Regions from separate parts of the Homo sapiens genome. Here regions 2 and 3 are each linked to region 1. Evidence: chromatin loops called from intact Hi-C (ENCODE). Cell type or tissue: heart left ventricle. All regions are shown on one strand.

Region 1 (2,500 bases):
CTTGAGGCCAGGAGTTCGAGACCAGCCTGGCCAACAGGGTGAAACCCCATCTCTACTAAAAACACAAATATTAGCCGGGCATAGTGGCACGTGCCTATAATAACAGCTACTCATGAGGCTGAGGCAGGAGAATCCCTTGAGCCCAGGAGGCAGAGGTTGCAGTAAGGTGAGATAGAGCCATTGCACTCCAGCCTGGGTGACACAGCAAGACGCTGTCTCAAAATAAATAAATAAATAAATAAATAATAAATAAAAATAAAAGTGCTAAATTGTACAAACATGCCAAATATCTTTGCTTTTAGGCTGTAGTCAACTATTGTGGTTAATACTGACATTCTCATGCTGGGCAGATTGAAAAGGCTATGTCTTCGATATTTTAAAAATAATGAAAATGAATTAATATTTGTTAGTATGTTTCATCATGGGGTGCACAGTAGGGAAACTTGGAAAAGGTCCTTGATGTTGTCAATGTTAGAGAATGTACTAGAAAGTGAGACGGATGTCCTTATGTTGATCCTGGGTCTTATATAGTGTTCTTTCTGATCTTGTATATTATCTTGGTTTTCTTTCACCATTTCCCTCCTATTTTTTTGTCAGAACTTGAAGTAGTTTCATATACATCCAATAGAGCTCATTTGGTAGTTATCAAAATGATTAAAGCCTTGACTTGGGATTCCAAAGTTAAGAGTCTTGAACTACCATTTCAAAGCTGCCACACTTTTCTAGTGGTCGGGTATAATATTTCATCTCCAAAAGATTGGGACTGTTTATTCCTTTGTTTTATCTTGCATGCATCTGGTGAACCATTCATCTACCCACAGCCTGCTATTTTTAGGGGACTAAGTTGGGAAGTTGAGTGGTTAATGACTGAGCTGTTTTAAATAGCTGGGCACTTAGTTAATTTGGAGATTCTTTGTCTATGTGTATCAGCTTTACAAATGAGGTCAGTCAGCACATGTCTGCTAACTGTTTCAAAAGTCTCTCTCTGCAGGAAAGTGGTTGTAAGGCCTTTTCTACAGAGAGACTTTGTTTTTGGTTTATCCTAGTCTTGTAGAATTGCAGTAACATTAGAGGCATTTTGCAGTAAGTATTATTTTAAAATATGGAATGATTGTTGTTACTAGTTTGCCCATTTTAACATTTTTAATTATCTTTGAAATAGTGCCTTCTTGGACGCATCTATCGGGGAAAAATACCAGCTGGTAATCCCTGTTCTGCCTCTAACTTGCATTGTGACGTTTTGACTTCAGTTTCCTCAAGAAAAAAATGAAGTGGAAAAAATGAATTTGTAACATCTTTTTCCATTTTAGTATTCTTGGATTCTGTCTATGTAACTGATTTTAACTGCTCTTTTAGATAAATGAGGAGCATGGGACAGGGAGGAATAGCAATGAACAATTTCAGGATTGAGACCATAATGAAAGGATTGTGTTTGATCGTTATACAATTTGAGTTCTTTGACAGACTTCACAATGGAATGGCAATTTATTTTTTAATCCTAAAGTATGAAATTATTTTTATTTTATTTTATTTTATTTTTTCAAGACGGAGTCTTGCTCTGTTGCCCAGGCTGGAGTGCAGTGCTGCAGTTGTGGTTCACTGCAACCTCTGCCTCCTGGGTTCAAGTGATTCTCCTGCCTCAGCCTCCCAAGTAGCTGGGATTACAGGTTCTTGCCACCACACCTGGCTAATTTTTGTATTTTTAGTAGAGACAGGGCTTCACCGTGTTGGCCAGGCTGGTTTCTTAACTTCTGACCTCAGGTGATCTGCCCACCTTGGCTTCCCAAAGTGCTGGGATTACAGTCATGAGCCACTGCGCCCGGCCTAAAATTATTTTTTAATCATTGGAAAAAGGTCTTTTCTAAGAAGTTGCCTTACATGCTAGTCCTTGAGATCCGGGTAGAAGCTCAAATTAAATTGTGTGACATTTCAGAATACTATTTAGTTTCAGTGGGCATGCCACCTTAATTGCTTATTTTACTATCTTGATTGTGTTCTCTAAGAGACTCATGCACAATATATGTATTTTAGAGAGTATTAGTAACAAAACAAAACCTTTTTATTCAAAAAGAATATATGAGGAGGAGGTATGACAGTACTTTCTCTGATGAAGTTTACAGATACAAAGTTTACCCTTGATATGTGTGGGAAATTGGGTACCTTTTGTTTCCAATGCTGTCAGCCCTAATTTGGGTCCTTAATACATCTCGTTTAGAGAATTATATTAGCATTTGGACTGTTCTTTCAGACTCTTTCCTTGCCAAACCAATTCTTGTATTCCTTCCAGTTTATTCTTCCTAAAATGGACTTATGCTCATGTCACTCTCTTACTTGCCTAACCAAGTAAAGTACAAACTCGTTACTCTAGGATTCAGGACCCCCTGACCTGAACCTCCAGTTCAGTATGACCTCCAACCTACCTCTCCAGCCTTAATCTCTTACTCTTACTCCCTACTTATATTACACTGATGTGCTTGGTATTTTCTGCACTTCTCTCAAG
Region 2 (2,500 bases), 50 kb after region 1:
CTCCTTAAATGGGTTACTAGGTATCTTTGTTATTTCCAGGGTAGCTGCTAACTAATTCTAGTCACTTATTGTAATCTTACCTTTCATTATCTAATTAGGAATATTGTTAAAACATTATTTAAAACCTAGTCATAGTTACTGCAGTTATGATATGAGCATGTAAACGCAGAATGAGAAAAGTGATATTGAGTTTAAAATAGGAAATCTAAGCAGGTACAGAGTTACAGTTCTTGCTCTCCATAGAATTCTTCTGTAATCCAACCAAGAAGAGGATAATATGTCAATATTAATGTTGTAAGATTTTTCCAGAACTCTACTACGTTATTGTAAACATTAAATTTAACAAATTTGGAGGATGCATTTTGATCTATAGACTTTATAAACCTGTTTTATGTAGTCTCTTGGTGGTGTTTGTAAACATTAGATATAGAAAATCACATTTTATTTGGACCTAATGTGATGTTTTAAAATAAATATTTACTTGTATAGCATACCTTAATCATCATCATCATCATAAAAAAATTCCTGACATTTAAATTTTTTTTTTTTTTTTGAGACGGAGTCTCGCTCTGTCGCCCAGGCTAGAGTGCAGTGGTGCGATCTCGGCTCACTACCAGCTCGGCCTCCCGGGTTCATGCCATTCTCCTGCCTCAGCCTCCCGAGTAGCTGGGACTACAGGTGCCCGCCACGACGCTCGGCTAATTTTTTGTATTTTTAGTAGAGATGGGGTTTCACCATGTTCACCAGGATGGTCTCGATCTCCTGACCTCGTGATCCGCCCGCCTCAGCCTCCCAAAGTGCTGGGATTACAGGCATGAGCTACCGCGTCTGTCCTTAAAAATTTTAATGTGTGGAAAGGTGGAGGCAAATATTCTATTTCCTACAAACTTGCAAGCCATATTTGGCACTTGTGGTTCTAGGGAGCCCTGGTTTACATTTACATTCTCTTCAGAAAGTAATGATTGTTAATTACTATCCCAGAAACTCTTACAGTTTCCTGAAGGTTGCGGAAAAAGAGGGGGATGATGGTGATGTTGGAGAAAATATGATCTTGTTTACTGCAGTATTTTAAGGAGGAAAGGATGGGGAAAATGAAGTGAATCAATGTGACAATACCTACCGTGATGTATTTGTAACTTATTTCCATACACAATATTTAACAACCAGATGTTTCTTGATTTTTCTTTATATCTTATCTTCTCTACTATAAAGTACTGTACTGTGATCTCTTTTAGGAGAAGATGCTGATTTTTTTCTACCCCATTTTCCTGAATTCTAGCATTTATAGTGCTAATTCTTAGAGTTTACTTGTAGCCCTTGACTACTTGTAACTTTTAAAAGATACTTGAATCAAGCATAATCATAACCTTGGATTAATTTAATTGTCACTTAGAAGACATCTTAAAAGGGGAATCAAATGACCTTCAAGTTTTAGGGGCAAATTTTATTTTAAAGTAGAAGAATGATCATATCTGTTTTTTGAGGAATGCATTGTTTTGTTTTAAAAATTTTTTAGAAATAGTTATCCGGTATTCAAATCATCAAGCTCTGTGGTATATGAAATTTAAAATTTTTATCAAAGTAATTTGTATATATGGTTTAAAAAGTCAAATAGTTGGCCTGGTGCGGTGGCTCACGCCTGTAATCTCAGCACTTTGGAAGGCAGAGGCGGGTTGATCACAAGGTCAGGAGATCGAGACCATCCTGGCTAACACGGTGAAACCCTGTCTCTACTAAAAATACAAAAAAAAAGTTAGCCGAGCGTTGTGGCAGGTGTTTGTAGTCCCAGCTCCTCGGGAGGCTGAGGCAGGAGAATGGCATGAACCCGGGAGGTGGAGCTTGCAATGAGCCGAGATCGCGCCACTGCACTCCAGCCTGGGCACATAGCGAGACTCCGTGTCAAAAAAAAAAAAAAAAAAAAAAGTCAAATATCTTAAGCTGTGGCTGAATCAGTACCCTCCTGCCTCATCCCTCTTCTCAGAGGTAGTCCCTTTAAAATATTTGAGATGTTTCTTATATTTACTTCCATATTTCCACACTGCATTATATAAAAGAGAATCAGTAATTTTAGTGATTTCTTAAGGGTACAAAAGAGAAAGGACTTAGAAAATCAAGGGAAGTATATAATTCTGTGCATGAAGAGGCTCTTGAAAGAAAGTTTTCTAGTGCTACTTTTGATGTTTTAGATATTGTCTCTAAGAAAAGATAGGAATTTTACTTCTAGTATAGATATTCTCAGGTTTTGGACCAAATCAGTGTTTATTTTCCCATTTAATGGTGTCTGTAGTTGTATTTTCTTATCCTTTTTTTTTCCTGGAATTAGTAATTACCTCGGTTTTCATTTGCCTAATTTTCTTCATGTATATTAATATTTTAGTCCCGCATTTTCCAATAGAAGTAAAAATAATTGGCTGGGCGCCGTGGCTCACACTGATAATCCCAGCACTTTGGGAGGCTGAGGCGGGCGGATCAAGAGGTCAGGAGTTCGAGACCAGCCTGA
Region 3 (2,500 bases), 60 kb after region 1:
TATGCTTAGTGCTTTTTATGTGTAAACTTATGCAAAAATATATGTTCTAAGTAGATTTCTTTCTGAATCTTTATTTTGTACAAATTTTTAAAAAAGTATACTAAAGTGAAATATAGAAGAAAAGTTATAATAAAACAGTATTTCGATAAAATGGAAATAAATGAATTACTTATCTAAGACTATCATAAAAATAAAAGACATTATGGAAAAAACATGTAATAGTAATTTATTAGGTGCTTACCATATTCCAGACTGTTCTAAGCACTTTACATATTTTAACTCATTTAATGTTCACAACAGTTCCATATGGCAGATTCATATTCTAATTGTCCCCATTTTACGTAAGGAAACTAATGCACATGAATGGTTAAGCAGATTGTCCAAGGGTCCATATGCTAGTTAGTAGGAGATTGGGCTCTGAACCCATATTTTACTGTTCAAGAAACTGACTATAATAATTTATTTTAATTACTACAACCCTGATCTCCAAATTAAGTCAAATTTGTATTTTTTCAGTGTAGTATTTTAAATAAAAATGGTACTAGAAATCAAAGATGGAATTCCAGTAGTTTCTGTTATTATCTATAGAGAAGCTTAAGTGTCAGAAAAGGAGAAAATTGGAAGTATAGTAAAAGAGAGAAGCTGGACTCTGCCAGGTACTAGTTCTTCTCTTTTATAAAAACAGTTTTAGATAGGATTTAGGGTTTCTTTGCCCCTGTACAAATCAACCTGGGTTGGAAGAAGCATTTCTCTGTTCTTAGTAAGAGAAGCAGTAGACATAGTATATTTTTGCTCCCATTCATTTGACCTTCCTCATAATTTGGGTATCTTATGTCTATATATGTGTGTGTGCACTGTGCACATATATGTATATATATGGCACATGTATACTTATTTTTGTATATGGCATATACCCTTCGGTGTTTATTGTGTAAAAATAAGCTTCGTATGTACAAATAACCATTTTTTACAAAGATTGTAAAAAGTTAATTTTCACTTTGAAAATACTACTCATTATTGATTTTCTTTTCTTAAGGTAGAAAATATTTTGTTGAATGATGGTGGGAACTATGTACTTTGTGACTTTGGCAGTGCCACTAATAAATTTCTTAATCCTCAAAAAGATGGAGTTAATGTAGTAGAAGAAGAAATTAAAAAGTAAGTATTTGTCTTTATTGCACTTTTGTCATGGTAATTTTAAGTTAACTTGAGTCTCTGGCCAGCACTGCTAATACAAATTTTAGGTATTTCATTTATAGATTTCTTTGAAATATTTCTGTGCCATAGATGTTGATTAATTCATGTCTGATCTAGCTCAGTAGGAAATATATTTTGCCATAGATGCAGATTTTTTTAGTCTACATTGTAAACAGATTTGTAAAATTTGTTAAATAAGCTGTAGTAATTAGTGAAATTGTTAAAGGGAGTTTGAAATGATTATTGAATTCAGTTAAACATCTTTGTTTTTACTGATACTGAGGATTTGTCCTTGTTAAGAAAAAGTTAAATTATTTGAAAACATTTAAGCTTTTACTTCTTATTTAATATTAAAAGGATTGACTTTTTATGCATTGAAAACTGTGTAGAAAATGAAAGTGTTAAGACTGCATCATCACTGTTACTTTGTAATGTTATACTGGAAAGCTCTGGAATGGAAATATGTCATATCTACTTTATGTTCTCTTAATCCGGTGCTTTCTGTGGTTGCTAAAGTACCTGTGAGAATCTTTCGCTGACTCTTCTGCTTTCTACTTTTAGAAAATGGAACTATTTGTAAATTTTAGGTTATCTTAATAAAGTGATACAGAATGCAGGAAGATCTCTCAGAATAGGACTTTCTAAATAGTTAACCTTTTCTGAGTTGCCTTTCATCACTTCCTCACAAATTCTCTATTGCCTAATACTATGTCAGAGCCATCATTTGAACTGCAATATTTTGAAATAGTTCAAATAGAGCTGATTTTACTCTGGCCCATTTGTATAATACTGTAGATTTCTACGCTACATACTACTACTCAGGAAACTTAGCCTATGATGATTATGTTAGATTTAATAAAAACAAACATGTTAGTAAATATATAAAGTCCTGAAGAATACAAGAATAATAAAGTATTGAATTGGCTTATTGGAGAATACATGTATATAATTTTAAAAATTTATTGGATTGTGATGTTTAGTGGCTGCTGTATAGGATTCTGTCCAAGCATCCCTGACCTGCTAGACATTTTATTTCTTGCTGTTGCCTTTTGAAGTATAAGGTTCAATTGAATGTTTTATTAGCGATGAACAAAAGTTCATGAGGGGTTTTGTCCTTTGTGGCTCAATTAATGGACTTACCATTCATTCAGTTGACAAGTATTTATTAAGGGCCAACACTTTTTTGATGCTGGGGTGGGGGTATAGTGAATAAAAATCCTGTTTTGGTGAACTTTATATTTCTGGCTTCTTAGGTCATTCCTCCACAGTAGTAGTATTCAGACTCTCTCACCAGTCAGAGTGT

The links. Hi-C counts contacts between places; a loop is a spot of excess contacts. Peaks named below come from ENCODE experiments on the same cell type or tissue, not always from the same donor. Only the 100,000 strongest peaks of a DNase experiment are listed, where the experiment ranks them.
Region 2: it touches region 1 in a loop (2.0-fold over the local background); 10 of 110 quality-filtered maps call a loop at or near these places.
Region 3: a loop joins it to region 1, with 2.5 times the contacts of the local background. A loop is called at or near these places in 15 of 110 quality-filtered maps.

What each region holds. Positions count from the first base shown.
Region 1 is chr4:78,783,587-78,786,086 of GRCh38, forward strand. All of the region lies in intron 1 of BMP2K (BMP2 inducible kinase), which reads left to right. Among named protein-coding and RNA genes, the nearest start is that of BMP2K, 8.5 kb to the left of the region's middle. In heart left ventricle, no CTCF peak of the experiment used is centred here; no DNase peak of the experiment used is centred here; H3K27ac peaks cover 1,308 bases.
Region 2 is chr4:78,833,727-78,836,226 of GRCh38, forward strand. All of the region lies in intron 3 of BMP2K (BMP2 inducible kinase), which reads left to right. Among named protein-coding and RNA genes, the nearest start is that of BMP2K, 59 kb to the left of the region's middle. In heart left ventricle, no CTCF peak of the experiment used is centred here; no DNase peak of the experiment used is centred here.
Region 3 is chr4:78,843,892-78,846,391 of GRCh38, forward strand. It overlaps BMP2K (BMP2 inducible kinase), which reads left to right. Exons shown (of 16, transcript NM_198892.2): 5 at 1,037-1,158. Among named protein-coding and RNA genes, the nearest start is that of BMP2K, 69 kb to the left of the region's middle. In heart left ventricle, no CTCF peak of the experiment used is centred here; no DNase peak of the experiment used is centred here.